Linked DNA regions of Homo sapiens: region 1 is linked to region 2. The links are chromatin loops, found by intact Hi-C in ENCODE. Cell type or tissue: Caco-2. All regions are shown on one strand. Each heading gives the region's core, and the rest is flanking DNA. Links, peaks and the distances in the headings are about the cores only. Region 1 overlaps THRB (thyroid hormone receptor beta). Region 2 overlaps THRB (thyroid hormone receptor beta).

Evidence for each region. Hi-C counts contacts between places; a loop is a spot of excess contacts. Peaks named below come from ENCODE experiments on the same cell type or tissue, not always from the same donor. Only the 100,000 strongest peaks of a DNase experiment are listed, where the experiment ranks them.
Region 1: a loop joins it to region 2, with 6 times the contacts of the local background. A loop is called at or near these places in 3 of 110 quality-filtered maps.

What each region holds. Positions count from the first base shown.
Region 1 is chr3:24,444,187-24,460,876 of GRCh38, reverse strand. All of the region lies in intron 1 of THRB (thyroid hormone receptor beta), which reads left to right. Among named protein-coding and RNA genes, the nearest start is that of THRB-AS1, 42 kb to the left of the region's middle. RefSeq lists a cis regulatory region at 9,080-9,093 and an enhancer at 9,014-9,158. In Caco-2, for the core only: no CTCF peak of the experiment used is centred there; a DNase peak (open chromatin) is centred at 9,006; H3K4me3 peaks cover 743 bases.
Region 2 is chr3:24,354,923-24,371,612 of GRCh38, reverse strand. The region is part of intron 1 of THRB (thyroid hormone receptor beta); the gene reads left to right. Among named protein-coding and RNA genes, the nearest start is that of THRB-AS1, 130 kb to the left of the region's middle. RefSeq lists an enhancer at 11,080-11,712. In Caco-2, for the core only: no CTCF peak of the experiment used is centred there; DNase peaks (open chromatin) are centred at 6,302 and 8,162.

The DNA.
Region 1 (16,690 bases), core at 4,873-12,872, 89 kb before region 2:
TGTAAGAGTTAGATGAAGTTACATAACCTTATGAGAGAACACATGAAGTGCTTATCAACTAAAATTGTGACGTTTTGTCTGGAGCAGAATCTTAGTAAATAGAAACTAAGATTCCTGGAAGCACTTCTTACAAATTTTACCTTTTCCCCATCTTTTCTATGACCAGGCAGTTCTGGATGAATCCTCTAAAAGTTTTAGTACCTGACACTCAGTCATAACTACAGCATAACTCTGGAGCTACAATCTCATAGACAAATAATTCTCAAGATAGCCAATCATTACTTAGTGAATTATAAAGTTAAGCTTTATGTTCTCTTCCCTTTAATTACAGTAGATTAAAGGAATGAAAGAAAATTGTTTAAATATTAGTCTGTACAAACATGTTAAGGAAATACAAAGAAATCTGGTTCAAAAATAATAATCATGAATATTACAAACCCAACACAGTGGTTTGAATGTATCCTGTCACTTTTCCCATTGCTGATAAAGATAATTGAGGGTAAACTTTTTCAGTGCAATTTGTCTGATCATCTCTGAACTCTGTGATGTTCCTGATGATGTTTGCTTTATAATTTAAACCCATAGATTCATTTACCCAGTATGGTATGAAACAAGAAAAAAAATAATAACCTTCTCGTATTTTTAGAAAGATACATCTCGGATAGATAAGCCTGTCACTTTAACCTTTCCATTTTGGTGTTTAAAGACAGAGTTCACCAGATAATACATTCTCAAAAGCCATTTAGAAAATGTGCTAAATAAAATGTCCTTAATGAGCATAGAATAATAATCTTTTAGAGGAAGTGGAAGCAAAGAAAAGAGGACAGCAGGTAAAACATTAGGCACTGCCTAACCCATATGGTTTCAAGTGATTTCTTAAAATTGAATGGCTAAAATTTAACTGCTCTGTTTACCAAAATGTCTTGTGAATATATTAATAAGAGCGTGATATTATGCCCCCAAAATACAAACAAATACATTTTCAAATAAAAATATTTATAAGTACCTATATAAAAACTAAACCTTTGTAGATTCTGGATATTAGAACTTAAAGAAATTTACAATAAAAAAACCATCAAAAAGTAGGCAAAGGATCTGAACAGACACTTCTCAAAAGAAGACATTTATGCAGCCAACAAACATGAAAAAAAGCTCATCATCACTGGTCATCCAAGAAATGCAAATCAAAACCCCAATGAGATACCATCTCACGCCAGCTAGAATGACGATCATTAAAAAGTCAGGAAACAACAGATGCTAGAGAGGATGTGGAGAAAGAGGAACGCTTTCACACTGTTGGTGGGGGTGTAAATTAGTTCAACCATTGTGGAAGACGGTGTGGTGATTCCTCAGGGATCTAGAGCTAGAAATACCATTTGACCCAGCAATCCCATTACTGGGTATATACCCAAAGGATTATAAATCATTCTACTGTAAAGACACATGCACAGGTATGTTCATTGCAGCACTACTCGCAATAGCAAAGACTTGGAACCAACCGAAATGTCCATCAATGATAGAGTGGATAAAGAAAATGTGGCACATATACACCATGGAATACTATGCAGTCATAAAAAGGATGAGTTCATGTCCTTTGCAGGGACATGGATGAAGCTGGAAACCATCATTCTCAGCAAGCTATCACAAACTATCGTAGGAACAGAAAACCAAACACCACATGTTCTCACTTATAAATGGGAGTTGAACAAGAACACATGGACACAGGGAAGGGAACTCACACACCCGGGCCTGTTGGGGGGTGGGGGCCTAAGGAAGGGATAACATTAGGAGAAATACCTAATGTAGGTGACAGGTTGATGGGTGCAGCAAACGACCATGGCATGTGCATACCTATGTAACAAAACTGCACGTTCTGCACATGTACCGCAGAACTTAAAGTATAATAAATAAATATATAAATATTTATAAATAAATAATAAATACATAAATATCAGAAAGTAAAAGAGGAAAAAACTGAACCTTGAATTTTTTTCTTTTAGAATATTTATAATATTTAACGTATTTGAAGGTGAAGGCCATCCTACATGGACATCTGAAGCTTTAGCTAAGTATTATCTTTTCTGTAATGTGACTATTGGTTTGCAGTTCGGTTCTTCTTTTCGAATAGTATGAGATTAATTTTCTCAGTACTTAAATCACTCCTCAGTTAAGTTGGATGTTCATGGAGGAACATTCTTTCCTTCAGGTTGCTGATACATTTGCTGCACTGTAGGGGAGGGAGTGGGTATCTGAGTTAGTCAGTTTTACCATTTATAAAATGTTTGGTGGAGGAAATTGAAACTAATTGCTAAATTGTTAGTAACCAGTGCATTAACTAGGACCCTACTGAGTGGACTGAAAGAATCGAAAATGTTTAACTGGTTGAGAGGCAATGATGTTGCAAATGGGGTATTCTTCAAAGCTCCTTCTTTTTTTAAATCTTCAAAGGCAATTATTCTGAATGTAAACTACAGACCAAATTGCAGTCTTCTGTAAGCATTTCAGAGATTACCTCAAATATTTTTTGATTAAAAAACTCTTCCGTGGTCTTTTGTGCTTCAGAACTACCCAGTACAACAGGGTCTTCAGCCTGCTCAGGATCTCTAAAGAGAGCTAGCACACAGTCAGCCAACTTTGGCTGCTTCAACTCCTAGGAACAAGAAATGATGCTGAGATAATTTGTCTGGCAGGTATTATCAGCCCACAATGACTGCTGTCATTTAGCCTCAAAATGTTTATTTTTCCTTTTACAATGCTGTATTTCTTTAGAACCTTCCTATTCCGAGTGTGGACCCTAGGCCAGCCCCATAGACTTCCCCTGGGGACTTGTCAGAAATGCATAATTTTAGGCCCCACCCCAGACCTGTTGGACCAGAATCTTCATTTAACAAGATGCCCAGGTGATTCATTCATGTTTGAGAAGCTCTGCTTTAAATCACTAAAGCAGTTACTGAGTAATTACTACCATCATGACTCTGAAGAGCTCCTATAGCCTTCAAATGCGCCTAACTCTACTCTAAAGGCAAATGTCCTCACTGGGAAATCTGATCTGCTGTTTCAGAGAAGTGCAGGGCTACACAGTGTCTTACACTCCTATCTATTGATGTTTCTTGGTTTTGCCTGGTAATCTGCTGCTTAAATGGATTATTTGATGACATATTGATATTAAAACAGTCCTATTTTTAGAAAAAATAAAAATAGGAAAGATGAAAGCACTCTGAGAAAACACTTGCACAGATACCAAACGTATAATATTTTCAGCAATGTTCTTTAAACCTGTGGTTTCTGTTCGCATGTCACTAGTTTGTTGCCTTTTAAGACAATGTCAGAAAAATCCAGATTTTTGGTCAGCTGATGAAAATAGTTTAAAAAGTAGGTATGTGTGCTGTATTTTCTTATTTAGGAAGACATTAGATTCTGAGGTCAGAGTCAGACTAGAAGACATATATTTTCTCATTCATCTTTTATGCATCTATACCTGCTAATCAAATGCCAAGTGTTCATTTTAATGGCCAGAATGTTAGGAAGGATGGCCTAGATCAGAAGGGTCTCATGGACAAAATGCCTTTAGGGATCAAGAGGATAAAAGAATTTAGCCAGCCTGGCCAGGAAAAGGTGAAGGGTGAGTATAGCTTGCCTAAACAGGACAGCTACCCCTCAGTATTGTCCTGTGGTAATACAGGCTTAGTTAGGGTGACTATATTGTCTTGTTTTAAGAAGAAAAAATAGAAATCTTCATTTTTGTGTGAAATCTTAAGGTTTTTAACTATTGGCAATTAAATCAAGTTTCTGTGAATTAATAATTTCTTCCTCCCTCTCTTTTTTCTTCCCTTCTAAATATTGTGTAGTCCAATAAAGCTTAATTAGGAACACAATTAGGAGAGGTTTGCCAATTGATGACACCAAAAAGCCCCAAACCTTACAATTTACACTAGTTTTATTCTCTTTTCCCCTAAACTTTTTCTAGAATGAAAAAATCAGAAATTAGATAGAATCACAGTTCACCACCTTTGCCTCTTTACTCTCTACCTAAGTTAGATGCTAACTAATGGTACAATGAAACTCTGAAAGAGAATTATTAGTAAGTTTATCTTATATAATAAGACAGTGTATAAGATATTGTATACTATCTTATATTATCAGATAAGCATAAGATAATACTTATCATTCAGTAAGCAGTTTGTTTACTATCTTATACAAGATAATTAATACTTATCTTTATATTTTAATTTAATATTTTTAATTAAACTAATATTTTAAATTTTAATTTAATGTTTTAATTAATATTTTTAATATTTAATACAAGATAATACTTACCTTGTATAAGATAGTATACAAACTGGTTACTGAATGATAGGAAGATGGTTAAACATATTTATTACTATCATTCACTATCATGTAGAAAACTCTATTTCATAGTCCCATATAGTAGAGAGGAACCTGGTTGCCTTTTCAAGAATTTCTATCAGGTGACAACCAAAACAGATTGAATGAATGCATTTTTATAAGCTTCATAAACATTTTTAACTTTTTTTTTTTTTTTAGACAGGGTCTCACACTGTCATCCAGACTGGATTACAGTGTTGCTATCATGGCTCACTGCAGCCTCCACCTCCTGGGGTCAAGCAATCCTCCTGCCTCAGCCTCCCTAGTAGCTGGGATTACAGGTGTGTGACAGAACACCCAGTTAATTTTTAAAAAATTTTTTTTCTTAGAGATTAGGCCTCACTATGTTGCCCAGGCTGGTCTCAAACTCTTGACCTCAAGCAATACTCCTGCCTTGGCCTCCCAAAGTGCTGGGATAATAGGCATGAGCCATCATGCCTGGCCGAACTTATTTTTAAATTCTTTGGGAATCTAAAAGGACTATGTGCTTTCTTTTTTACTGGATTATGTGAGAAGATAATAGTTTGCAGAGAAATTCAGTGAAGCAGCTGATAAAATGCTTTAAAAATATATTTCAGAGAATTGAGCAATAACAGTGATGTCAAAATAGTAGCCCCACCTTCTCCAGCCCACCTAAACCAACACTGAGCATGGACACATGCATTTCTTGTCATCAGCCAGACGAAATGGAGTAGCAAAAATCCATCCTATATGTCATTGAGTCTTATAATACAGTTCTCTTTTCTCTGCCTATTAATAAAAGACCCCACTGAATGAAGCCGGAATTCTTTTAGGCAATTTAAACTTTCTGAAATAGAGGAAAGTTGGAAAGGGGCGGTAGTCAAGGAATATAGAAGTAAAAAATATTTTTGAGGTCAAATGCTTATCTGAACAGATTGTCTAGTCTGATTATTTTTAAAAGTATTATGTTGATACCAGTGTTTTAATTTGAATCAAAAGTAATGATTTAACCAAAGTTGTGCTTCCATTATTAACTCAGAAACACTAAGAAACGAAATCACTTTTTCACTTCTTATTTCCCACTGATGCTGACAAAAGAAAACCTGAGATAATCAAAGACCCACAACTAAGTAAGACCTCTCAGGATCTCAAAGCCAAGTGTTTTACAGAGAAGAGAAGATAGAAAAGGCATATTATCTAGGAGTGGAAAAGAATTTTATGCTGAAAATGTTGAAGAGAGAATTCAAAATCAAATTCAACATTCCACCTAGGAGGCTTCCATCTCTGCTTAGGAGCTGAGTAATGGAGGTGATTGGTGTAAGTGTTCAGTACCTATGAAGACCTAACTCTTGAGGGAGAGACTCCAATGTAAACTTCCTACTCAATACTGCCTTAAAAAAAAAAAAAAAAAAAAAAAAAAAAAGTAAGTCCTTATTCCCAAAGTGACTAATACAAACCAAGCACTCGGTCAAGGGCTACTGAGGGAATGACTGCAATAAAAAGCAATCTCTGTGTAGACTTCATCCTTGTCAATTGTTAGCGACTTTGGTCAAGAAGATATTTTGGAAAATACCATTCACTACTCTACATTTTCTATGGTGCTGTTGAAAAATAAAAAATAAAGCTTTGATCTGGAAAGCTCTGATTCTCATTCTCATTATCTTTGTGATCGTGGAAAGGATGTTTATTCTTTCCGAGTATGTTTTCTTTCCTCTAAAATCAGAGACTACATTATCTCTTATATCTTGTCCCATGCTAAAATTCTATACATCTTATTCTAAGATTTCAACAATATCTATAGAAAAAGACAAAAAGACTAGGAATTATGAGAAGAGAGAGAGATTATAAATTCTATATGAGGAAGTTTCATCTAAAACTTATCTTCTCCTATCAAAAGCAAGTTGTAGATACTCTTAGTTAAGCCACACCTGCCTTGTAAATGCCAAACAGGTCCATTTTAAAGTGTAGTAAAAACTACATTCCATTCTATTTTTAAACAGCTTTATTGAGAATCCACATGCTATGCAATTTACCCACTTAAAGTGCACACAATTGAGTGATTTTTAGTATATTCTCAGTTTGCAGCTATCACCACTATTAATTTTAGATCATTTTTGTCACTCCCCTCAAAAACCTCACACTCATTAACACTTGCTCCTCATTCCCTCCTCCAGCTCTGGGCAACAACTAATCTACTTTCTGTCTGTATGAATTATGAATTTTCCTATTCTGGACATCTCATGTATATGGAATAATACAATATGTTTGACTTTTTGTGACTGATTTCTTTCACTAAGCATAATGTTTTCAAAGGTTATCCATGTCATACCATGTATCGATAAAATTCATTTCTTTATATTGCTTAATAATATTCCAGATCCTTTGCCTGTTTTTAAATTATCTTGCCTTTTTACTATTGAGTTTTTTGTATATTCAAGATACAAGTTTCTTATCAGAGATATGATTTGCAAAATTTTTATTTCGTTTTATATTTCCTCCTGGAATGCATTTTTTTATTGCCATGAAAGTAGAGAGCGGGTGCTAAGATAAAATAATACAGAGGTTATTTTAGTTTGGGGAAAGGGGTCAAGAAAGTACCCTGAGACACATTGAGGATTTGATGAAGCTGTCTTGAGGGCTAGGAGAACACTGCAGGCAGAGGGAGCAGCATGTGCAAAGGCCATGAGACAGGAATGAATTTGCTGGGTTTAAAGATGAGCAGGAAGGCCAGTGGAATAGAAAGATGGTAAGGTAGAGAAGGGTAGGAGACAAAGTCTGGGAAGAGGGAAGGGGCCGGTTTACATACACCTTAGAGACCACATTAAGGAGTTTGAATTTCATTCAGAAAGTAGTTGAGTGGTTTTGTGGATTTTAGCAGCGGAAATGGCGTGATCCAATATAAACTTTAAGATGATCCTGCTAGCTGTTTCATGAAGATTGATGTGTGAAAATGAGGTAGAAACAGAACCAAGACGACCACTTGGGAGACCTTTGCTGTTGCTAGAGTGAGCAATGACTAAAATCAGTGAGCTTGAACTAAAATGAGACAGTGGAAAACGAGTAAGGTGAATGGATTGGGGATTATCTTGGATAGAGTGTCATGGCTAAAAGTGTGTGTTCTGAAGCCAGAATGACTGGGTTATAGTACTAACTTCCTCTCTTACTAGCTGTATGACCTTGGGCAAATTAATTTTCCTATGCCACCGTTAAATGAAAATAATCATAGGAGCCATGATGTGAAGTTGTTATGAAAATCGAATGAGTTAATAATGCTGTATATGCATCACAAGAGTACCTGGCACATAGTGAATGCTTTAATAACTGTTGCTGCTATTAATTGTTTTGACTACTGAAATAGACAAGAGTTGGTGATGGTTTGGATGGAGAAGAGGAGGGAAGTTTCAAAGACAACTGACAGGTATCCGGCTTGTGTACAAGACACTTGGTGGTGCCAGTGCCTGAGATGGAGGAAACTGGGGAGAATAAGGGTTTGAGAGGAAGGTCAAGAATCTTATTTTGGAGTTGTTTGTTTGGATGGATGTGAGATATCTGAGTGGAGAGATGTCGGGCTTCAAGTAGCATCCTGGGCCAGAGATAGAGCTGGTATTCAAATTCGAACTGAAATATACTGGAGAAATTTGCAAAACAGCACTTAAAAATAATTTAACCTTGTCCTGGACCAGCCAACAGGATGCCAGAACAATTTAACAAGACCAGTTTTCTTGGGAGAGGTTGCAGATATAGCAAAAAGAGTGTGGACATTGTCATCAAGCAGACCATCTTTTGAACTTTACCCCTCCATTTACTATTTGAGTGATCATAAATAGTTACAGGTGGGTTAGCAAGGAGGGGTCATGGACAGCCCCCACGTTTCTGCTTGAGCACCAGGTGGTTTATAGCGCCGGTTCCTGGGTTGGAGGAAAGTGGAAGGAAGCATGTTTCTCGGAGCCTCATCTTTCTCAGCAGAAGATTAGTAGGCCTTCCTCATAGGTGAGGACCAAAGGAATGTACATCTGGCACATACTACATGCTCAGTAATGATTTTCTTGGATGACTTGGACACTTCTCCCCTTCTCAACCCTGCTGTAAGCATCTCCACCAGCCTGCTTAAATCTACCCCCATTTTTATGTGAAAATGTTGGATGGGAACCATGAGGTGACAGACCAGGGCTAGGACTAGGGTGAGGGAAGTTAGGCACGCACCTTGGGCACCAAACGGAAGGGGGTGCCAAAAATCCAGGCAATCACAACAAATATTATTTTAATGCACTACTTTTAAAAATCAAAAGTAATGCACAAATACCCATGGTAAAATAAATATTAATGTTTAAATAAAGACAGAATCAGTATTAACTGATTTCTCCTTTCACCTCAAGATCTGTCATTTGGTGCAGTACTGGGAAAATGTGAAAGCTTACTCCCCAGCCCCCAAGACTCTTTCTCATTTCTCCCATAGTTGTTAGCTAAGGGCTAGTCCTCAGCCTCGGGCAATCTAGTCATCTCTAAATGCTAAAGACTTCAGAATGTATTCTAACACCTGTGATACTGGGCATACTTGAGGTTGGGGCTTAGGCCCCTACCAGCCCAGCCCCCAGTGCTTTTTTATCTGTTGCAACATAGAAGTTGAAGCAAGGTTCCCTAGTTCACCCCACGTCAGTAAACCAGGCCCTTTGACCCCTGGAAATGTTGAGCAAACACAAAGTAAAATAACCCAATGCTCTATTAAAGGCTGAGGTTTAAAGGTCAGCTTTGTGCTTATTGGCTGCAAGTCTGATTCACTCCCTAAATGACTATCAGGGAGATTTGTGCTTGCAACATGGACTGAGGAGATGAGCCTTTCCATTCAGAGTGGGGAGCTATTTGCTTTATAAGGAGCTGTCCTCACCAAAAGGAAAGCAGCAGGTCAGGAGCAGGTGAAAGAGAATAGAGGTCCCTGAACCAGGAATGCTTCCTTCTGATTTTGACTCTGACTTTTGAAAGCTAAAGGTACATGTAGGCCGGGCGTGGTGGCTCACGCCTGTAATCCCAGAACTTTGGGAGGCTGAGGCGGGTGGATCACGAGGTCAGGAATGTAAGACCAGCTTGGCTAACATAGTGAAACCCCATCTCTACTAAAAATACAAAAAAAATTAGCTAGGCATGGTGGCAGGCACCTGTAGTCCCAGCTACTCGGGAGGCTGAGGCAGGAGAATCGCTTGAATCTGGGAGACAGAGGTTGCAGTGAGCTGAGATCGCGCCACTGCACTCCAGCCTGGGTGACACAGCGAGACTCTGTCTCAAAAAAAAAAAAAAAAAAAAAAGTACATGTAGTGGCTTGTAGCTTTCAGCTGTTTCCCAGGAAAATCAGAAAATCTTCAACTGAAATATTTGGTAATTTAGACGTCATTAGTAAGTGGATAATAAATAATTAAGGTTAGACTTGTCATAGCTCATATGTATCACAAGGAAATATTTATGGAGTTTTGAGCCTGTGGGTCACTTTTCCTATAACAAAACCTGGGTGTGGGAAACCAAATTTTTAAAAGTTATATTATTTACATATTTTTATTTCAATTTGAAGAAAAATTTGTCTAATTTTTAGAATGTTTTCCTGCAAATATAACAGACTTCATAATGCACATTTATGAAGGATTCTGAAACAATAGCAAGGAAGGAGAAAGAGCTGCATGGATTAATCCTGAGCTGCTGCAGCACACTGACTGCATGTCAGTGGCACTTTAAGATTGCAACATTTTGTTTGGTGACCTTCACACCAGTTGACTGTATGCACCTTAATCTCTCTCTCAAAAAAAAGCTGAGCCTACTATAGATTGGCATCTTTTTCTTTTTAACCCCAGTTTTTCATTTACCTACACTGGTTTACCTACACCTGGTTTAATTTGTACAGCAGAATGAAGTTCTTTATTACAAAGCTCAGAAACTCGTCTTTGAGTTTTTAGGAACAGTAAGTACAAAGGTTGTCATGAATTGAGACTGAAAGACCTCATAGATAAATTGGGTAGTACATTTTTAAAGTAAAGAATAAATAACACTTCAGAAAAATGTAGAATACGTTCATAAATGCACAAATGGAGATAAAATGTCACTTTTTGTAATGAGGTTTCTTTCAGACTTTGACACTCGTAAGTAAATGTTCAGAGGAAATAAACGTCAGGGCATATCAGCTTTTGTGAGGGTTGCCAATGTGTAAATGTGAGGTCTACTGTAAATCGTGCTGTCCATTTACCTGCCTCTCTGCAGGAATTTCTTTTTGAGTGTGTAGTCCTTATTTCCCAAGAATAAATACAAAGACTTTTCAGACTATGAATACATATCACATGGTCTCTAAGGTACAGTTGTACATTATACCTGTGGAAGTTTTCTTTCTTAAATAATTAAACGAGATTTTTAATTGTATAAAATAAGAATCTTAAATATTAAGTTATGATGCTTTCTTTAAGAGTGTCTAGTTTCCTTCCTTCTCTCTCCCTTCTTCCCTCTGTTTACTTCCCGGCTAACTCCCCTCCTTTCTTCCTTCTCCCCTTCCTCCTTCTTCCCTCCTTTCCTTCCTTCCTCATTAATTCTTAAAATGTTCATTTGAATGCTTAGATGCTAGATTGTCTCATTTCTGCCTCTATGATTATTGCTTATAAATCAAAGCAGTAAGTCCCACTAAAAACTTAAGAGCCAAGTTAGTATCTTCTTTTTTAGCGTCCTATTATTCACTCAAACTTAATCTTCTTTTTTTCCCATTATTACAAGTTATTACTAAAACTAGCACAGAAAAGCTTTTCACTATATCGCCTCCTTTGAATTAAGATAGTCTCACATATATAGTATTTAGGGAAAAGATAAGGCTAATATTCTTTGGACCGGCTTCCCTATTTTGAAAAAATCTTCCCTCATATCCCTAAACCATACAGACAAGCATTATGCAGAAAACCATTAACATGACTTTCAGTTTTCAAGAGAGAAAGTCAAAAATTCCACAGAAAATTAGAGCTGTTGGACTAAATGTTGGTCTATTAATAAGCAGGAAGAACAATTTAGCTGTTTTCCCTGCTGAGTTAATATATAGTACTGCTGTCTTTCCTGCAGCGGTATTCTCCAGCTGGGTTACTTGGTTCTGGGAATTTCCTCTCAAAATGCCCATTTCTGTCAACCAGCCATCAGACCTGCCTGAGGATAGTTGATATGACAGTGGTGTGACATATTGAATATTAATATGAAAGTGACCTTCCCTGCTGTCAGAAATGGGTCATATATATGTGAAATCCATGAAAATAGATGAGAACAGATTTAAAATAAGGAACACTCCTTATATTGGTATACAGTGTTCACCATGCTTGTACTGAAATATGGCTGTAAGTAGCTTGCCTTCAAGAATTTTTAATAATCATTTCTGAAGAACTGATTTTCCCTTTCATACTTTGTCTTTCATTGGCCAACTTTAAATCACCCTCTAACTAGCCACATGGCTGCCCATCACTCCCTCTGTCAAATTCAGAATTCTGCCTTTGCCTTCAAACTCAAGCCATTCCTGCTTTGACTTCCTTCTGTCTTACATCTGTCCTTGACCTTATTTTGGCTGTTTTGTTTGCCATTCTCTAAATTCGCATCTTTCTGGCCTGCTTTTGCATGGGCTTCTCTGTCATTTATTTTTAACTAGTGGCATAGAGTCCTTCCCTGTCATCTGCTGGCTTGTGTTCTTACTCTCCAAAGCCAGTGGCAGGGGTTTTCTTTCTCAGAAAAGGCATTTCTCTGTTTAAATATTAGTTTTCATACCCAGAACTTGCTGACTCTTGAACATTTAATGTACATTTAGCCAAACAACCTGAATCTGTTATAAATGTGCAAAGACCAAGTTTTATATTTTTATATGTTTTGTAATAACCTCATGACAGGTACTTAATGGGTTGTGTTTATGTTCAGAGAATGAACTTTTAGGTTGTCAAGATGGGAGGTATACAAGTCTTTTTAATAAAGACCCCTAGCTAAAGGCTGCTTCTCTAGCCGATGGAACAAACCAGGACAAGGCCTGCTTATCTGTGTATTGTAGCTTTCCTAATTGATAGCAAGTGCCTCTGAAAAAATGTTTACATAGTTATCTAAAGTAATCATTAATTACCAACATTGTACATTTCATTCTGGTTAACCTCTTTTGGTATCATTACTTTTCTCAGAGTTGAGCAGTAATCATTTTTACAATGGAGACTTTTAAAAGATTTTTTAAAAATAGCATTTTGATCCCTGAATTGCGTTTCTATGTGATTATGCTGATTTTTTCATATATGCGAGTCTTTTTTAAAGTTAAGTTATACTTACATCCTTAATGATAAATCGCCAGTGAAAACCAAGAGAACTCAAGAGAGTCTGACCATTTCTGTACTTGGAATGTGTCAGGGGTCAGTGCTCTGCAAATGGCACATGTGGAAAGAAGGATTCATAATTCAGTTGTCACCCAACTGTATCATAAGAGTTTGAACTATAAAGAAATAAGTAGTTGCTTCTTGCTGACCAACAAGATCGCTACAGGTTTCAAAGAAAGAAAGAATTCGTCATCAAGGGCAGGAAGGTACTTCATAAATAATTACCAAATGAAGTGGTCGTGATGACTAGCGCTCTCTTTCCTTGAAACCTGTAGCAATCTTGGTGGTCAGCAAGAGGCAACTACTTTTCTCTTTATAGTTCAAACTCCTCCGATACCATTTGGGTGATCACTAAATTATGAAACCTTCATTCCCCATCTCCTCCCATTTGCAGAGCACTGACCCCTGACACATTTTATGGACCAAAATGGTCAGGCTTTCTCGAGTTCTCTTGGCTTTCATTGGGGATTTATTATCTAATGTCTACTCACCCCTTCCCCTCCAGGACTCAGATCATAGAGTTTTGCTATATAGTACTTTAAATTTCCATTAAGCTTGAAATCATTCATTTCAAAGAAGAGGGTCATGGTGCCCCTGATTATATACAGGATAAATAGAAATAAAGATATCCCTGTGTCATCATGAAAATGAACAGCTGGCAATTGAACTTATTAATATATTAACAGGACACGATGAAACAAAGGTATTCCCTCTGAGATCAAACCCTCCCATTACTGCAAAGAAGGGTGTAGCATGAGAAAGTTCTCTCCTAGGTTCACTGCAGGTTCACTTAGACCTGTTTGACTTGTTGAGATTATTTTAAGCTCAGGAGTTAATTTTTTTAAATGGCTAAGCCTAGTTCATCATTACAGAGTACAAAATATTCAATCATACTTAAGGGTTGTTGGGGTTTTCTCATGGTAATGCATTATAATTGATAACATTCATTAATTGCTTCGAATTTCTTCCTAATTAAATTTTAAAAATAAATGCATAACTGCTCTTTGAAATTTGATTGATTTGACTTAAAAACTAATTGGAAAGGGGAATCTGTGCCTCCTAATTTTATAATTAAAATATATGTTGCTAAATAGTTTTCATCTACTTCTATTTTTTAATTCCTTCATTTCTTATAAAAATGGAGGCTATATTTGCATAACTGTGTCCCCGGTAATGATGGGAGACTGGGAAGTTGCAAAAAATACTTTGCAAGGACAACAACTATCTTGACTCTTCTGCCTATTTCCTTGTAAAGATCTCTGTGATTATTTGGGCCCACCCAAATATTGCAGGATAAGCTCCCTGTCTCAAGATCCTTACCTCAATCACATGTGTAAGTATTGCTATAGGAAGTAACTTATTCACAAGTTTCAGGATAAAGCTATGGACATCTCTGAGGACCATGATTCAGCCGCCCACTCTCACATTATATTTCCCAGAACCATAGAGAGCACCCCACAAAGATTTGCTGAATATTGTTGAGTGATCAAATGATATGGTTTCAATAAAGCTCCATGAATTATACTTGTGAAGAACAAATAGACTTCTGATGTCACTGTCACAGTAGGCATTGCAGGAATTTTCAAAAGTATATTTCTTTCTTTCTTTTTTTTTTTTTTTTGAGAAAGATCTTTCCAATGTAGATAGTGTATGGAATGACAATTTAGCAGCAGCAGAATGCACTTTTGCAGAAACACACAAACACACATAACTCCTTTGACAATAACCCAGCATACTGACCTCTCTCCAAACCTGCTTTCTTTTTTGTTGTGGCCAGACTTTGAGTGGAAGGAAAGGAGATTGGCAGAGGTGAGCAGGAAGAGGCCAGAGCTGAAGGAGGAGAGAAGAAATTAGCCAGGTTTGATAGAGAGATGGCTTCTGGGACAATTCTTTTCAGAGGCCAAGGTGGCTGATGAGCCACTTGCTCCACTCATTTCCCTGTGAGATCATGGAGTAAAATTAGAGGAACATAAAAGGCGAAGGCTTCCTTACATCCTTAGAAGGTCATGACCAGTGTGTCCAGCTTCTGATTTCTCATGACAGTATTGTTTTTATTCTTTAATAAATTTTATTCTGATATTCAGTGTATAAAATAAAAATTGCCTACCTTAGTATTCAGAGATAGCTGCTGTAACATTTTGGCATATTTTCTTCCAGTTTTTTTCTCTGCATATATGGTTACATCACAGAATCACAATTATGGTCTGGACAAAGTTTTATATCTTACTTATGTTCACTTGACTAGGAAAATTTTCTCATGACATTAAATATTTTTCAAAACATGATTATTCAATGACTGTATAATATTGCACTTTTGGATGTACGTCTATGGTTGAATGTTTATGCTTCTGCCTAGAATGAATGATACGGCCTTGAATAGTTTTGCATTACATCTTTTTTCACCTTCTTAATTGTTTCTATTGGACAGTTCCTAGGAGAGGCAATCAAAGGGCATGGACGTTTTTATGATTCTTCATCGATGTGGCCAAAGATATTAATTTACACACCTACTCTCTGTGTCGTGACTATTTCTCCTCACATTCAACAGCATTAAGCATTAGTTTTTTAAAAAAAATTTTAAAAATTTTGAATGCTTATTGGATAATTATAAGGATTTTTGGTAACTTGTTGATCTGTGTTCTTTGCCCATTTATCCATTGAGATGTTAATATTTTGCTTATGAACTACCTTTGCGTGTTATGTCTCTGGAAATTATTTTTCCAGTTTGGTGTTTGCCTTTTGAGTATTCTGCTCTCTGATATATAAATGTGTTTCACCTTTGCTACTCCAGTCAAATCTACTATTACTCTCTGACACATTTCACTACCTTTATGTTTAGAAATTATTTTGCTAGGCTCAATAGCTGATAAATAACCACCTGTATTTTACATAATCCTTTATTATTTTATTTTAAAATTTAACATAACATTTATCTGTCTTTATTTTAACATATAGTATGAGATAGCAACATACATTTTAAATTATTCAAATAGTTAATTCAATGCCATTTATTAAATAAGTGCTCTTTTCTTCACTGACTTTTTGATTAAATCTATCTTTTAATTGGTATATACATTTCTGTATCTGGGCTCTCTATTTCTGTAACCATCTATTAATTATTGTAGCAGAACCATATTATAGTTTATATATCCCATTATAATTTGTATTATAGCCTGTTTCTGACATGGTGGCCCCTAACTCTTTCATTTTTCTGTATTTTAAATTTATTTTAGCAGTTATTGTCTCAGCATTCTTTAAGGTGAGTATTGGAATTAATTTTCAAATTTAAAAAATCTTGGACCGGGCACGGTGCCTCATGCCTGTAATCCCAGCACTTTGGGACGCTGAGGAAGGTGGATCACTTGAGGTCAGGAGTTCAAGCCGGCCTGACCAACATGGTGAAACCCCATCTCCACTAAAAATACAAAATTAGCCAGGCATGGTGGCACACGCCTGTATCCAGCTACTTGAGAGGCTCGAACCCGGAAGGCACAAGGTTGCAGTGAGCCGAGATCATGCCATTGCACTCTGGCCTGGGCAACAAGAGCGAAACTCCATCTCAAAAAACAAAACAAAACTTGTTGTACTTTGTATAGAATTATGTGCAAATTATGAATTATTTTGGAAAAGTTTGCATCTTCACAATTTTCAATAATTTCAAAATATCTCTTTTTCAAGTCTTATGTGATATGACAAAAAAATCATTTATTTGTAGAGGTCCTGCATTCTTTTTAAGGTTATTCCTAGGTATTAGATACTTTTTATTTAATTATTTTTGAGATTATTTAAGATACTGTTTTCTAATTGGTGGTTACTGTTATATGAAAGCTATTGCTTTTAGTATTTTGTCTTTTGATTCTGTTTGTTAATGATAATTATTTTTCACTTAGTTCTCCTGAGTTTTATTTATAAACAATTATATTATAATCAAAAAATGATTCTATCATCTTTCCAAATAATGTATCTCTTCTTTGTTGATTATGTCCTATAACATT
Region 2 (16,690 bases), core at 4,249-12,248:
TTGACATTATGGCCAACACTCATCCACACTAGGATGTGGGTGGAACGGTAACCATGAGTAATTCTGACACTGCCGGCATTTCTACAGAGGCTTTTAGATGAAATCTAAAGGAAACTTCCCAAATAATATGGTTTACAGGTAAATTATTATTATTAATAAGATAATACATAAAATCTCCATCAAGTATACTTCAAGGAATGTGATATTCTTTACCTGAAGACATGGTAGGAATCATGTCTGAAACATAATGTTATGTTTAATAGTTGTATTTTCAATTATAACCTTTCTCTTTTATGTGGACCTATGCTCTGGATGATGTTACCTAGGTTCTAGAATTCTTGGGTAAAAATATCTTCATAAGTATTGCAAAGGACAAACCTATACCTTTTTGGGAGGAGTGCTTTAATCTTAAGCTAAGTTTGTCAGTTTGGATGTCTGCCTAATGTAGATAGGTGTTCTAACCACTCTATTGCTCAGAAATATACTATACAGGTTAAGAGAATGGATTTAGGAATCAGAACTGTCTTGGAGATCCAGCTCTGTTGCCTGCTGGTTTCCTGACTTGGTGCAAGTTTCTTATTCTCCTCAAACCTCTGTTTCTTCATCCATAAAATGGGGTAAATAATAGTTTCCCTTTTCTACAGCTCTTTTGAAAATTACCTGCAAACAGAGCTTAATTAATGTTAGGCTATTAACCTCTTTAAAGAATGAGTCAAAGGGTGATTTGGCCTAAATTCAAATGACGACTTCAGTTGGGATCTTGACCAGCAATGCCATTGTAGTGAAGCTGGAGCCAGAGTAGCCAAAGCTAAAATCAAACAGTCTCCTAGCTTGGGGAGCCCTTGTGCCCATCTGAATTTGTCAGAAGTAAAGCCAGCATTGATAAGTGAGTAGTGATATAGTGCCCGAAGTGTGGCATTGTGCCTGGTGTGATCCCCCAGCATTCCCTATCATTATCCATTTTGGTTTAGAAGACTGTCCCCAGACTAGTGAGGGTCACTACTAGAGAATGTTCTGAAATAGTGGAGCATTGATCCTCCCAGGAAGTCACTCCATAGATGATTATCTCCTTGGAGTGCTGTATTTGATACTGAGGAACATTCTCCTCTTGCTTCTTTGTGCACACTCATGTGCACACCTCATACACACTCATGTGCACACCTCACACACGTCCTGCCATGATCATCTTGACACAATACCACAGTAAAGCCAGTGACAGAGGGGCACAAAGGGGACCCCACGGTGCTATGAAGTAAGGGAGTATGCCAGAAAGAAAAGCCATCCACGTATTTTTTTCAAAATAAAGATTTCAGGGCAGTGACATACCATGGGCAGGATGGTGAGAATGGTCTGTCCAAGGCACTGCAGACAATAAAGGGGACAAGTTATCTGAAAATAATTTTACAACAATGATAAAATGGACAAAAATGTCAGCTGACTTTTTATTATTATAATGCCCCGTTCTAAGCAGTCTCAGTCGTAAAATATCCCCCTAAAAAATGTGTTGTGTTGATTTAAGTTCTAAACAACTGCTGCAGTTACTGTTGAGTTTTAGTAACATATATTTCATCTCCAAACTAGCATCTTTTAATACTTATCTTTTAATAAACACAAATTTACATGAAAGTCAATTTGGAGGACTCCTAGTTATGTAGTCAGCTCTAAAACATGGGATTTGGCTCCACACATTAGTTTCCAGAGTTAGTTCCTAAAACTTTGGAATGATGTTCAGTACTTTTGGTACAGGTTGTGTCTTTAACCCTTGGGCTACTAGGTATTGGGCATTTAAATAGATTCAAAATAAATGATTATAGCCAATGATTGTGCAGTCAAAGAAATACATCTTCAGTTGTTTCAGTTTTGTCATACTGTGTGACAACCTAGAATATTCATTTGTGTTTTAAATTTGGAACAGTGAAACAGAGTGTGCACTGGTGGTGAAATGTTTTTGATTGTTGTTGAAAAAGTTTTGTTCAAGAGAGGAGAGGAGTGTTAAAAAATAGCCCAGCATAGGGGTAAAATACTGCTGCAGTGTGATATTTAGACCAATGGATAGACTTCTATCGTATGCCGTCTTACAATTTAAGTTGTTTATATTATTTTCTACTCATGTTTTCTTTCTATAATCATTCCCAAAATGTAGAATTCCTTGTTGTGAAGGCAATGTGTGCAATAATACATGCTTTACAGTCAATATAGACATGAGTTCAAACCTCAGCTCTGCAACTCACAAGCTGAGAGCCTGGGATGTGTTGTTAAATCTTAATTTTCTGTTTTGCAAAACGAGAGTCAAACCTCCCAGCAGAGTTGTGATAACTGAATTCAACGTAGCATGAAAAGTGTGTGCCATATGTTTCATATAGTAGATATGATGTTAGTTTCCCCCTCTGTCTCCACCTTTTTACTTCTCTTTCCAGCATTGGCATTTATTTATGTCTTCCAATGCAAACATATAAGATGTCTTTATAGAATTATGGTGAGTTCTCAGGAGGCTGAGGAGGGAGGATTGCTTGAGGCCAGGAGTTTGAGACCAGCCTGGGCAACATAGTGAGACCTCATCTCAAAAAAATTAAATAATAAATAATTTTAAAAGAATTACAGTGAGTTGAAAGTAATTTCTACATATTTACAACTCATCTGTGCAACAAGTAATATATGATCACTGTTTATAACCTGATCTCTCCCCTCCGAACCTTCATAGACTCCACTTAAATGCAAGGGTTTAATGAGAAAATTTCTGAGCTCTGGTCCTGGTCTACAATGCTGAGTAAATCTTGCCTAGATGGATGACATCATTATAACATATTCAAAGTGGGAAGAGGAAGTGCTTGGACATTGGAAGTTTTGGTGTACATAAATTTCCTATTCTTTCTGGCTATTGCCAGGGAAATAGAATCATCAAGGTAAGCATCAGCAGTGTGTTGATTCATGGCCTTCATTGGCTTCTGTGGTAAAGGACACACGTACTTAGAGGAAAGGAAATGCAACATAACTAGGCAAAAACAGACCATTTTATTCTGCGGTTATTTCAACTGATGCTAGTTGTCGCACCCAAAAGAGCATTTTCAACATTTCTTCAACCTTTCCATCTCCTCTTTCTATGAAGTTTTAGCTTCGTGTCTAGTCTTCTTTGCTTTGTATCTAACATTAATTTTCTAGTGCCTTATGTCTTATTAGTGGTAGACTAATGTCTTATTAATGGTACATTGTATTAGACAGGATAAAGAAGAATCTTCTCCTCCTGTTCATTTGTGCACACTCTTGTGCACACTGTACACACATCCTGCCATGGTCATCTTGTCACAATACCGCAGTAAAGTCAGGGGGCACAAAGAGGACCCCAGGGTGCTGTGAAGTAATAGAGTATGCCAGACAGAAAAGTCATCCGTGTATTTTTTTTCAAAATAAAGATGTCAGGGCAGTGGCATACCAAGGGCAGAATATAATTCTTTTAGTTACCTTACAGGAGTTGTATAAGGATTAAATTGGATAAGATAAGGGGAAAGAGTTTATAAATCATAAAATAATTACATATGTTAAGTAGCATTGTTATCTTGTATGTGGGATTAGTGAACTATGACCCATAGACCAACTCTGGCTCTCCAACTGTTTTTGTGCTAACCTGGGAGCTATTCTAGTCCCTTTAAGGATTTGGGCTTAAAGTAAATCTTGTGTTTATCTCTCCCTCCTTGTATTGAGCCCCAGGCTTAGGCTTCTCATCACAATGTTAGTTCAACATTTGTCCCCATGGCAATCACAGTTTATGCATTTCTCACCACTTACTCTTTGTGTTTTAGTTCAGTGTACCCTTTAGAGATGTCCTGCAAGCCCGGCAGTACTGTAAACATTTCTTGTTGTAATCTACTTGTATTGCTGTGAGAAGTGCCTTAGAGTATCCAGCCTAACTGACAAGAAAGGAAATTTTCAAAGCATGTTACAACAGTGCATGTAGCAACAAAGCATGTTACAACAGTGCATGTAACATGCTTTGAAAATTTCCATTTTTGAAAACAGGAACTCAAGCAACTTTTCTACTATCAGTTCTAGATGGCATAGAAGGACTTGAACCTGGTCAAACTGAGCCCAGAACCCAAAGGCTAGCTTACTAGACTGTGCAGTAACCCAGTATATCAAGCCTGAATGTTGGTATGTATCCATTGAGGAAATAAGCCTAAGGAATTGTTATTTCATGTCGCTGCTAATCCCAGTGTGGTTGATAAAGACCACAGGGTTTGCTACCCTGTCTGTAATTTCTAAACCAAAGAGGTTTGATACATAAAAGGGTTTTTACCATCCCTTACTCTAAATTGACTGAATGTTTAACCACCAGTCTGACTTTGAAGGCTTCCCCGATCTCTTGCCATGTACAAATGCTCAATCCCTCTTCAGTGTATTCGTTGACCTCTGTCCCTACTTCTAATTGCTGTGAAACATCTCCACGTCCTGCTTCCAGCCTATGCTGAAAGTTCTTTGAAGGTAGTAACTCTGACCATTTGTATACCAGATCAGTCCCTGCCATCCAGCTAGTGTTTAGCACACATTTGTTGAAGGAATTATGAATGTGTCATTAGTTTTTCAAATGTTGATTAGCATTATTTGAAAGTGAGAGGCTGTGGTACAGTCACAGAAAAAAAAATTGATTTGAAATCAGAAAACCTGATGAACAGCAGTACAAATAACTTGACTTCTAGGAATGGTGTGGTGGCTCACACCTGTAATCTCAGCACTTTGGGAGGCCGAAGTGGGTGGGTGGATCAAAAGGTCAGGAGATCAAGACCATCCTAGCCAACATGGTGAAACTTCATCTCTACTAAAAATACAAAAATTAACCTGGTGTGGTGGCATGTGCCTGTAATCCCAGCTTCTCGGGAGGCTGAGGCAGGAGAATTGCTTGAACCCGGGAGGCTGAGGCTGCAGTGAGCCGAGATGGTGCCACTGTACTCCAGCCTGGTGACAGAGAGAGACTCCTTCTCAAAAAAAAAAAAAAAAAAGTGAGAGGCTGTGCTATAGTCACAGAAAAAAAATGGATTTGAAATCAGAAAACCTGATGAATAGCAGTTCAGATAACTTGACTTCCGGATCCTTAAAATGATCAGAGTACACGTGCTTCCAGGAAGTAGAGAGACTGATAGGTTGATGGGCAAAGACATGAGTGAAGAGAGCAATCAGCAGCCGTTAGGCCTTGGTCCCTCACTCCCGCCATCGCTACCACCTGGTCATGACTGCCTGGAAGCATGGGGGTAACGATGAAGTAGAAGAGGACTTCTGGCTAGGATTCACCCCTTTCTAGTCTAAGATTGGCAATTCTCTCCATGTTCCCAGAAGGCAAGATGGCTACAATTAGTATAAGTAGAGAATGCTTGTTATATAGGAATAGTGTCTGATTCAACGATGGTTGATAGCTATAAGTACCATAGACATATGTGTATACTCTACTGCCAAAAACTGGAACTGGGTAGGGTAGTATTGTCAGACATAATTTGCTTTTTAATTTGGAAAAGGTAATAATGCATTTCAATATGCAAATAATATGTACCTAACCTAACTGGTTAATATTGGACATAGCCAAGTAAACAATTCTGACCTTCAAAATGCACAGGATTTTAGCCAATAAATTTAGTTGAAGTCAAAATACGCCCGATTAGAATATCTTATTTCCTCCTCTTAAGTTTTCCAAATGTGATAGAAGTTACTTGAATTTTCTTTTACATTGCTTTGACAATAGATTGAAATTATTGGTGGGAGAAATAGAAACTCTAAATGAATTAGTATTCCTCATGAGCTTCTAGAAGCCATTATAAAATAAGTAGTCAATAGGGAAGGAAATATAAGGCATAAGAATTATAAGGTATACTGTTTGATGAGACTTCCATAAAGTAATTGTACCATGCAGTTTTCAAACTTTTAAAGTTCAAACTCTTAAAAATAAAATTAAGGTTTCTAAGAAAATCAAATTAATTTTTTCCAGCTGATAAAGATTATCCATATGGCAATTGACTGCTGCTGTTTGCAGTTATCATATTTCTTTGTGATTCCCAAAGTGACAATCCAGTTTACAATAATAAGCTGGTAATGGATTTGCTCTTTACAAAGTATCTTATCTATGGCCCAAGTTTCTAAAGATTGAACTGCCCGGGGACCTTATAAAGCAGCCATGTTACTAAAGTTGTTTAAGCAGTTCCAGTCTGTTGAAAAGCTTTAGTTTATTTGTTTTTATAAAGTCCAGTGACACGAAGTTGGCTGGAGATTCTGTGGCATGAATCATTTCCTCCCTGCAGTCTGTCAGCTTGCAAACATGGGCAGAGGGAGTGCCTGTTCTGCCCTCTGCCTGTTCCTGCACACTCCCAAGCTTTTGCAAGTTGGTAGGGGGGTAAACTTGATGCAGTGACTCTTTGCTGGATTAGTGTACTCTTTCAAGTAACTGTTGGTGAATAAGGCAGGAAATTATGTTCCTGGATAAGAAATGACCAGGCTAATAATACATGTGGCAGGTAAATGATTTTTCTTATAAACACAGGGTTTAGAAATATGTTTTTGAATTAAGCAGTTTACCTGTAATATACAAGGTATACAAAATCCACTTCTGGCATATTCTGTATATATTTGGAAGTAACATATAAGTGCATAAGATTTTTGAAAATGGGCATTCTGATATGAAAAAGCTAGGTATTTACACATAGATATGTACATGTCTATGAGCTAAAATCTTATTGAAAATTATGTAATTTGATTTTTGGTATTTCTCTAAAGCAAAACTAAGTTTTCTAACATTTAAAATATCCTCATTAGGAGAAGTTTTCAAAACCTATTGTTCTCAGTTGTTTGTCCGAAAAACGTTACCTGTAGAGGCTGCTTTCTTTTATTTGTTTATTTTTATCCCTGTAATTTTTCACATGAGTACCCCCAAGAGCCCTTTCCCTAGAGAACAGTGTAAATCACACCAAATTATTATGTCTTGTTTGTACATGGATGATGAAGCAGAAAGATTTTGGGCTTTGGAATTAGAATGAAGTTTGAATTCTGATTTGTTTACTACCTACGTGACACAGAACAAGTTATTCAATCTTTTCAGATCTCAGTTTTCTCATCTGTAAAATGGGGATGACAACACCTACTTCATAGTTTTACTGTAAGAATTGGAATTCATTTGTGGAAAGTTATTTTTATATTATAGATCCTTACTATTAGCTATTATTACTAAAAATATAAAGTGCCTGACATATAGTAGACATTTAGAAAATGTGATTTTCTTCCATACTTCAACCACTGCATGACTTCACTCAGGTTGGCATAATCAAGTTATCATTCCATTAATATATCAAATGACTGAGGATACTGATAAGAACTCTTGATTATAGCTGATCTCTGTTTACATTTTGCTCATGCTCCTCTGATGCCATTTCCAAAGCTACCCCCTATCTCCTGGTTCATTTTTTACCACCATATGCTTTTCCATATTGGTTTGCCGTGTAGCCTTAAATGAATAAACATTTATATTAAGAGTGGCAAGGCCTTTATAACTGAACCCAGTATGTACTTTGTTTCATTAAGACTTAGGTAGAATTCTAATGTTTGCAGTTCAAGACAGTCATTTTGGATATGTGGATTGAACCTTGTATTACTTCTCAGACTCCATCCATCCTTAGTAATAAAGTGCATAATTTGGGACTCATATAAGAAATGGAAAATAATCACAAACTGTTTAAGTGTTTTTATGTATATTAGAGAAAGAATACTGCCACATTTTTCTAATTTCTTTGTTCCAAGCATAGAATTTTAGATTTTGCCACGAGCCGAATACACAGACATGACTTTTTTTTGGAAATTATGAAGTGTATTACTTGAAATTAATGAGCTTAAAATGTCAAGTCACTAGTATATTTCTTGTCTTTAAATTGTATGAAGGACATAAGAAACTCTTGTCTGTCAAACTCATCACAGAGTTGCCAAAAGATGTTTCCTGCTTATATATCTTTTCTTCAGACAACCTTCAAAAAGTGTTTGAAAAATTTTTTTTGATCTAGAGAAAATATTTTAATCTTCTATCCCTTGAGCTTCACGTTTTGGTTTAGCCAAACACCATACAAATGAATGTGTTGTGGACTAAGCACTTTGACCCACTGAAAGCTCCAGCTCCAGTGGATTGCTTAATATTTACCAAGTTCCCCTGAGGCTTTAGGCACAATTAGCTAGCTCAGGCACCCTGTGTTTGGCATGAGTTGAATTCTATCTGATTTATTCTTGGATGAGAGAGTATTTGAAACATTAAAAACAGAGTTAATGAGCTTTCTGCAGAAGCCTTTAAGAGTCCTGGGGACATGTTTGCAGTGGTAATTTCCTACAGTGTCTTTGGACTCTTAAATTCCTGCAGTTGGCTCTCATTGGATGAAATGTCTTAGGCGATTTAAGATCTAAATTGGCCTTTGACTTATTTACCCCCAAGGAAATACAGTTTGCTAAGCCTTGATTTATTTCCCATGATCATAATACTTCAGAAGATCCATCTCCTCTACAAATGATCATCCAAAAAATGGTATCAACTGCTCTAAAAATTAAGAATTACCCTAACCACAGGAAATAAAAATAGTCAATTTTGGAGTTTTCCCTTCATTTTCCCATCAGCTCCCAGTAATTGTCCTAGTCCCAGCTGCACCCAATATAGGTCCACTTCTAGATTCCAGTTGTCACATGTATCATTTTCTAAGTAAGGCCCGAAGTGTTAAAATAACAAGGCAGGTCACAAATGTTATTATACATGTCTTGATGTCCTTGGCTTACATCCCTCTAACAATTTCTCATTTGTGATCTTGGGCAAATATAATGTCTCTAAACTTCATACCCAATACTTGTTAAAGCAGGATAATTATAGCACCTATCTCTTATGGTTGTTGTGAGGATTAAATTCATTAATTTATTCATTCTAAAAATGTTTATCAAGTGCCAGATAAGTGCCTGGCCTTGCCTTAGGCACTGGAGACACTATAATCAACAAAACAGAATAAAATCTCTGCCTTCATGAAGCTTACAGTCCAGTGGATGAGAGTCCATTTAAAAAATCAATAAGTACAGTGTTGGATATTAGAAGGTGATAAGTGCTATGGAGAGAAAAAAGAAGAAGGGGAATGTAGGAATGGGGAAATGCAATTTTAAACAGCTTGGTATGAGAAACCCTCACTGAGAAGGTGACAGGAATGATGCTTGTGCATATCTAGGGGAAGAGCATCTCTTATGAAGGGGGCAGCTAGTGCAGAGGCTTCATGTTGGAGAAATAGAAGGTTCATTAGGCCAGATGGAATGGATTAAGAGAGGGGAAGAGGAGTAGGAGGTGGAGTCAGAGAGATAATGAGTAGGGAAGGGGGTGGATAGTTGGTAGACATACAGCTTTGCAGACTGTGAAAGGGACTTCGCCTGTGGCACTCAGTAAAATGGGAGCCACTGAAGGGTTTTGAGGAGGTGAAAGCAAGATCTGACATCTCTTTTAAAAGAATCAGTGTGGCTATTGTTTTGAGAATAAATGAGATATAATACGTAAGGTGTTTAGCACAGTGCTTGGCCCATTGTAAGCATTCGGTAATTGATAACTGCTATTATTATTGGTGGTAAAAGTAACATCATCAATATTACTAGTGGTATTTATTTTGATATTGATACTGACTCTCTTTTATTCTTGCTTTATGAAATGAAAGCAAGGATATGGGCAAGTAGTATTGGGTGTTGGGCCTGCTATCATCTGCCCATAAGTTAAATCGGCAGAAGGTGCTGATGCCAGCAAATTCAACATGTGGTATATTTCACTCAACACATCATTGGCTGCATGACGTAAGCCCCCAGTGCCTTTACCACCCAGCTTCACATCATTAGAGACCCTCACTGTTTATTAGCTCTGGCAAACAAATCCATACATAAGGAGCCACTAGTGGTGAAGAAACCAGATGGGAAAATTTCTTCTGGCCATATTTCTCTTTCATACCTTTATTTCTTGTTCTAGTTTTTCTTCTTGGGTCTCCTTTCTTTGGTTTTCCTTAATCACTGAGTGGTGCTCAGGCAGTGGGTAGAATTCATAACAATAGTACCCTGCTCTTATAGACTATCTTTCTTCCCAGAATTTCCAAATGCCTCCTGCCCCCTCTTTTTGGGACACATCCTCTTGTTCTGTTGGCATATTTAGGCATTGCATAGAACAAAATGAGGCACAGATTATTCATTCTCCAAGACTTCACAATCTCTATTTTGGGCTGTGTATTATGTATATCGACAGAAACAATATGGTGACTCTTTTTTAAGCTAGATGGTTATGCAATGATGATGGTGTGTTTTTCCAAAGCAGCAGTAGTGGTGGCATTTATAATAATTCAGACTTAGAGTTATGAATTTCCAAGTGCATAACCATAAATATATTGAGTATCCCATATCCCTTTACAAGTGTATGCTCATGCATGTGCAGGCACACATGACCAGCAGATGTGGTTTATTTTGTTCACACAGTTTTTTCAAAAACCTGAATTTGTTGTCAACAGTTATTATAAAAATCTGGGTTTTAAGGATCTTCTTCAAAAATCAGGACACTTAGCATTCCTCTGCCCAAATTTCTCCATAGCAACCATCAGCTGGAGCTGTAGGAGCCAACCCAGTGGTTTTCAACCTTGGCTGCATAATAGAATCACGTGAGGTGGTTTTTCAAAAATACTGATGTTCGAGCCCCACCACAGACCAATTAAGCACCATTTTCAACAACAGCAATAGCAGCAAATGTTTAGTGAGTGCATATTTTGTGCAAGAAACCGCCACTCTGTAAAGAGAGCTGATATATAAAATATATTCATGTTGGGGACATATGATGTGTATAAAAATGATAAACAACTATACCGGATATAGAATATGCTTAGTACCAAGTGAACTATATAAAACAATGGTTCTTAAATTTTGCTGCATGATAGAACTACCTGGGGAGCTATGAAAACTTCTGATGCCCAGGTTGCACCCCAGATCAGTTAAATTGGAATTGGGAGGAAGAAAAGGTGCTCAGGCATTAGCATTTTTAAAAAGTTGTTCATGAACAATTATGTATCGGTAAAAAGCAGTTCTCCATGGGATTCCAGTGTGCAGGAATGTTTGAGAAGCAGGATAGAGAGCAGGGCTTCAAAAACTTTAATGTTAATATGCATCGCCTGCGTATTAAATGCAGCTTTTTACAGAAGGTCTGGGAATGAACCTGAGGTTCTGCATTTCTAACAAGCTCCTAGGTGATGCTGATGCTGCTGGTCTACTGAACACATCTGGACACAAGGGTGTAGTGAATAGACTTTGCTACATTTTCGCTCTGTGAACCTTAGTAGCTAATTTCAATGGGCAGCAGTGTTCTTGGCTTAAAAATCAGCATAACAATTCCCACCCTTGGAGTGCTGTTAGGGTTAAATGCAATAATAAACATGTGTAAAGCACCTGGCACAGCAGATAATCAATAAATGTTGCTACTATCACTGGAATTTAGAAAAGAAAGGCATAATCTAGGAAGGCATGAAGGGGATTACTGGAGCACATCTTTAGGGGTCTTTGAAATAAGGCCTTGGATTAATAGAAAGAATAGCCAGCTCTGGTGTTCTTTGTAATGAGTGGTTGAGTTTCACAGTTAATCTTCAAAATATGTACTTTTAGTTTTAATTTGCTTTCTGCCTTTATGCAAAACTGCTGCCAAATAACAAGTTTTTTTAAACGGACAAATTTGAGTTCACTTTCTCTGCTCCTGCCACCCTCTGGTGGAGGCACCAGCAAGCTGTAAAGTGGCCAGAAGTGGGTAGCAGAAAGAATGGACAGATAAAGCCAAAGTCATGCTGAGGGCCATGGCTGTCCCCACGCACATGGGCAAAGAATACAACTCAACTGAAAATGTGTTTTTAAAAATAAAATACTTATAGTTTTGAATCATGGCAATGTTTCCAGTGACAGAAGTGAGGGAAGTAGAAAAAAGATTGTAGAAAAGTCTAGAGTTGTTAAACTAATGAGAAAATTGTCTAGTTTTCTACTATTAGAAGGAATGGTGGTTTTTAAACATGGTCACAAATTCTTTGGCATTCTCTCATCAAGAGATAAAGGTCTATATCCCCTCCCCTTGAATTTGGGCAGGCTTGTGACTTCACTGACTGAGAGAATACAGCAGAAGAGACACTAAGTGACTTCTGAGGCTAGACCATTAAAGGCCATGCAGCCTCCTCCCTGTTCACTGGAACACCTGCTTTTGGAGCCTCAGTCACCATCTAAAAATTCCAACTACCCTGAAGCTGCCATGCTGGAGAGGCCACATCTGGGAACTCTGGGAGATAATCCCAGCTCAGCTAAGCCTTCCTGTCATCCTTGCCCAGGTGTCATGCAAGTGGGTGAAGCCATCTTGTACTTCCATACCAGCCCAGCCACCAACTGAACTTCACTGAGTATCCTTAATTAACACCATGTGAAGGCAGAAGAACCATCCAACGAAGCCCTGCTTGAATTCTGGACCCACAAAATCATCAGACGTGATAAAAGTGGTTGCTGTTTTAAGCCACTAAATTTTGGGGTGGCATGGTGTTGCTTCACAGCAATAGATAACTGGAACAGAAGGTTTTGTTTTAGTTTTAGTATAAGAGTCACATTCATTCTTCCCATTGAGGAAAATTACATTTTATTTGTGTATATCAAGGAAGTCGTGAGAGCATAAAGAACATTCAGGACTCAAGAGAGCTAAGTTCTTTTATTGATGTCATTTATTCCTAAATTAATCTATATTATAATCTGACCTCAGTAAAATATTAAGGGAATGTTTTGACAGTGGATTGACTGGTTCAGTGGTTTCTGATGTTCTTATGGAAAAATAACCATGCGAGAATTGACAGGAAAACATCAGTGTAAAGGAGACAAAGAGGAGAGCCCAGTCTTACACAAATGTTAAAATACACTATAAATCAAGGGGAATTACAACAAATTCATACCAACACAGAAGTAGGCAGACAAATGAACAAAATATAATAGGGACTGGAAAGTATAGTGTAAATATTTATGAGAATTTGGTATATGATAAAGATGACATTCAGAATAATGAGAAAAGGATGCATTATTCTTTAATTAATGTTGGGTCAATGGGCTATTTGGGAAAAATAACAAAGCTGAATACACAGCTACTACTTATGCCAAAATAAATTCCAAATGAATCAAAGACTCCAACATAAAAACAAACCATTAAAGTACCAGACAAGTTTTTAAAAATAACTCTGGAGTGCCTAAGGCCTTTCTAAGCAAGACACAAAACCCAAAAGCTACAAAATAAAGGACAGTTATGTTATGTTTGGCTATATAACATTTATTTATGGCAAAAATATAATGCCATCAACAAAGTCAGATAAATACACTGGAAAGTATATTGGTAACACAAATGACAAGGGCTCATTTAATTACTATATACAGCACTCTTATGAATTAGTAAGAAAAACAATATCTAATAGTAAAGTGTGCAAAGCATTTATTAATTTATTCATCAAATATTTATTAAACATCTACCAGGAACCAGTCACTGTTCTCTGGGCTAAGGATATAGTAGTGAATAAAACGAAGTTCCTAATTCCATGGAGCTTCCATTCTAGTCAACAGACATAAATGACAAAAAATAAACAATCAAGTACTATTTCAGGCAGTGATAAATCTGCAAGGGAAACTAATGCAAGGCAAGGAAGTAAAGAATGATAGGGGAGTGGTTGCTAAAGACAAAGTTTTCAGAAAAACAAAATGACGGAAGTGTATGAAAAGACGCACATTGTTAAAATACATACATTCCACCAGTACAGCGTAGTTTATAATCTCAAAGAACAGCGTACAACCTAAAAGTCTGTCACTAGGGGAATGCTTTAATTATAAATGGAATAAGAACAACGGAATACTGTGTAACCCCCTCAGAAGTGGACAATAAATTTGAGTATATTGATATGAAAAGAGTTCAAATTAAGGGCCAAACAAAATGAGAAAGATAGATAACATTATAATATGAATACTCTTCTATGAAAAAAAGAATACATAGGTATATATGTATGTGTATGCCAGGAACATTTCTGGGAAGATAAATAAGGTTTTAATGAGGGTCACAAACTCTATGGAGACTCATTTTTCATGATATGCTCTTTTGAACTTTTTAAATTTTTTTAACCACATAATGTTTTATTTCTATTCAAATGGTAAGAGTTTTTTGGTGTTTTTTTGTTTGTTTGTTTTTTGTTTTTTTTTTTTTTTTTTTTTTTTTTTTGGGAGAGACAAGGATTCCAGTCCTGGCACAAGATTAAGACTGAGAAAGTCACTTTACCTTTCTGCTTGACTCCTTGCTTTTCCCAATTGTGAAAAGAGGAATTTGAATGAAATTATCTTTAGACATCCCTTGAAGCTCTGAGATTTTGAGCCTAAAATATTGGTGTTCATTTTGGGGGACAAAAAAAAACATAAAACCAACAAAACTGAGTCAAGGATACCACCTCATTTTATTTCAATCTTCAGGTCAGGTGCCTCACCATAAATAAGAGCCTTTACATTTTTAGTTAAATTATTGGCCATAGGTCACCGAGAATCATGGCTAGGTGCTGAAAATTTTTAAGTCTAAGTCTGTATATATTGCCAAAGAATAATTTATTCTAAGTCTTTACCTTCCTATAACCCATCTCCCCTGAAGAAAGTTCTCATGACTGGCAATCAGAGACCATCTTTGGTGTAAGGGAGTCTGACAGGAGGGTGGGAGAAGGAAAGCCTCGGTTCCTTTGTGTACGTTCCTTCTTTTCTGCATATTCAGGGGGCCTCTCTGATATGGCCAGGGAGGAATCCCAGTGTATAGAAAATGGTTTTCACCATCATGTCTGACTTGGCCCTACTAGTGACTTTTTTGGTACCAACAATTGAGGTGCTGCTGTAACAAATACCTGAAAGCATGGAAGTGGCTTTGGAACTGAGTAAGGGGTAGAGGCTGGAAGAGTTTTGAGGTGTATGCTAGAATTATAGACTTTAAGGGCAGTTCTAGTGGGGTCTTAGCAAAGCCAGGAATAGAATGGGATCATATTAGCAAAGACACTGCCAGTTGGAACTAAAGGAGACAGACAAAACAGGACAGAATGAAAGAAGCCTGTTGGATTTCTTAGACTTGACTGGCCTGGACCATAGAACTATTTGGCTGTGAGCATGTACTATTCTTAAGAAAAGGGGAGAAGAGCCTGCAAAGACAATTCAGAGATCATCAGGGCCACCATCTCAGTTTCAACAGGCCAGACAGCCTTCCACTAAAGTCTTGGGTCTAGGACTGTCCGGTGGAACCTTTGAGGCGGTTCAGGACCACCTGGAGTTTTGGGGGCTGGACCACCACCACACCAGTGGACCAGAAGGGCAGAGCATCAAACCAAAGAGGATTATTCTCAATCCTAAAGTCTGATTAAATTTGTCTTGCTAGATTTGGACTTGCTCAAGATCCTTCACCCTCTCCTTTTTTCCTAGTTCTGTTTGGAATGGGAATGTCTATGCTGTGTCTTTCTCACCATTGAATTTTGGAAGCACATAATTTGTCTGGTTTCACAGGTTCACAGCTGGAGAAGAATTCTGCCTCAGGATGAATCATACCTCAAGTCTCACTCATATCTGATTTAGATGATATTTAGATGAGACTCTGGACTTTAGAGTTGTTGCCAGAATGAGTTAAGACTTGGGGAACCATTGGAATAGAATGAAGGTATTTTTCATATAGCTAATTTGTAGGAGTTTCCATGATAAGCCAGACTCTGATATACAAGTGCTAAGATTATAGAAACTCCTCCAGACCCACAGATGACCCTGCCATGTGTTTTTACTAATATACGTATACCTTGTGTACACCCTTTCTGCCTTCAGGTGAATGCACTGAGCCTCACTGCCCATTTGGCGTGACCTCACTGGCATCTCTCTGGTATAGCCAGGAAGGAATTACAGTGTAGAAAAATTGTGGTTTTTTATACTACTAAGTCTCTGTCAGCCACCTTACTGTCTTTTATGCCCTCATTCCTAAGTGTTTCGTTGTGTATTTCCTAAGAACAAGCACAGCCTCTTACATAACTACAGGCTGGTTATCAAACCCAGGAAATTCAACATTGATACATACTATTATTGAATTGACATCCTCTGTTCAAATTTTGTCCATTGTCCAATCATGTCTTTGGTAACAATTCTTTTTCCCAATTAGGATCCATTCCAGGATATCATGCTGCATTTGGTCGTCATGTCTCATTAGGCTCCTTTATTATACAGAAACATTTCCTCAGCCTTTCTTTGTGTTTCCTGACCTTGGTATTTTTGGAGGATACAAGCCAATTATTTTGTAGAATGTCTCCAGTGTGTATTTCTAATATTTCCTCAAAGATATGTTCAGGTGATGTGCCTTTGGAAGGAAACACCACATTAATGATCTCATGTCCTTCTCAGTGCATCATATCAGGAAGCACATGATGCCACTTTACTCCATTATTGAGGATGTTAGTTTTAATCACTTGGTTAAGGTGCTGTCTGTTGGGTTTTCTCATTGGAAAGTTACTATTTTCTTCTTTGTAATTAATATATGTTATGTGAAATTAAATACCTTGAGACCATACAAATGTCTTTTCCTCCTTAAATTTTCACCTCTAGTTTTAATATCCATTCTGCCTTGAGGAAGAGTTTTCCCTTC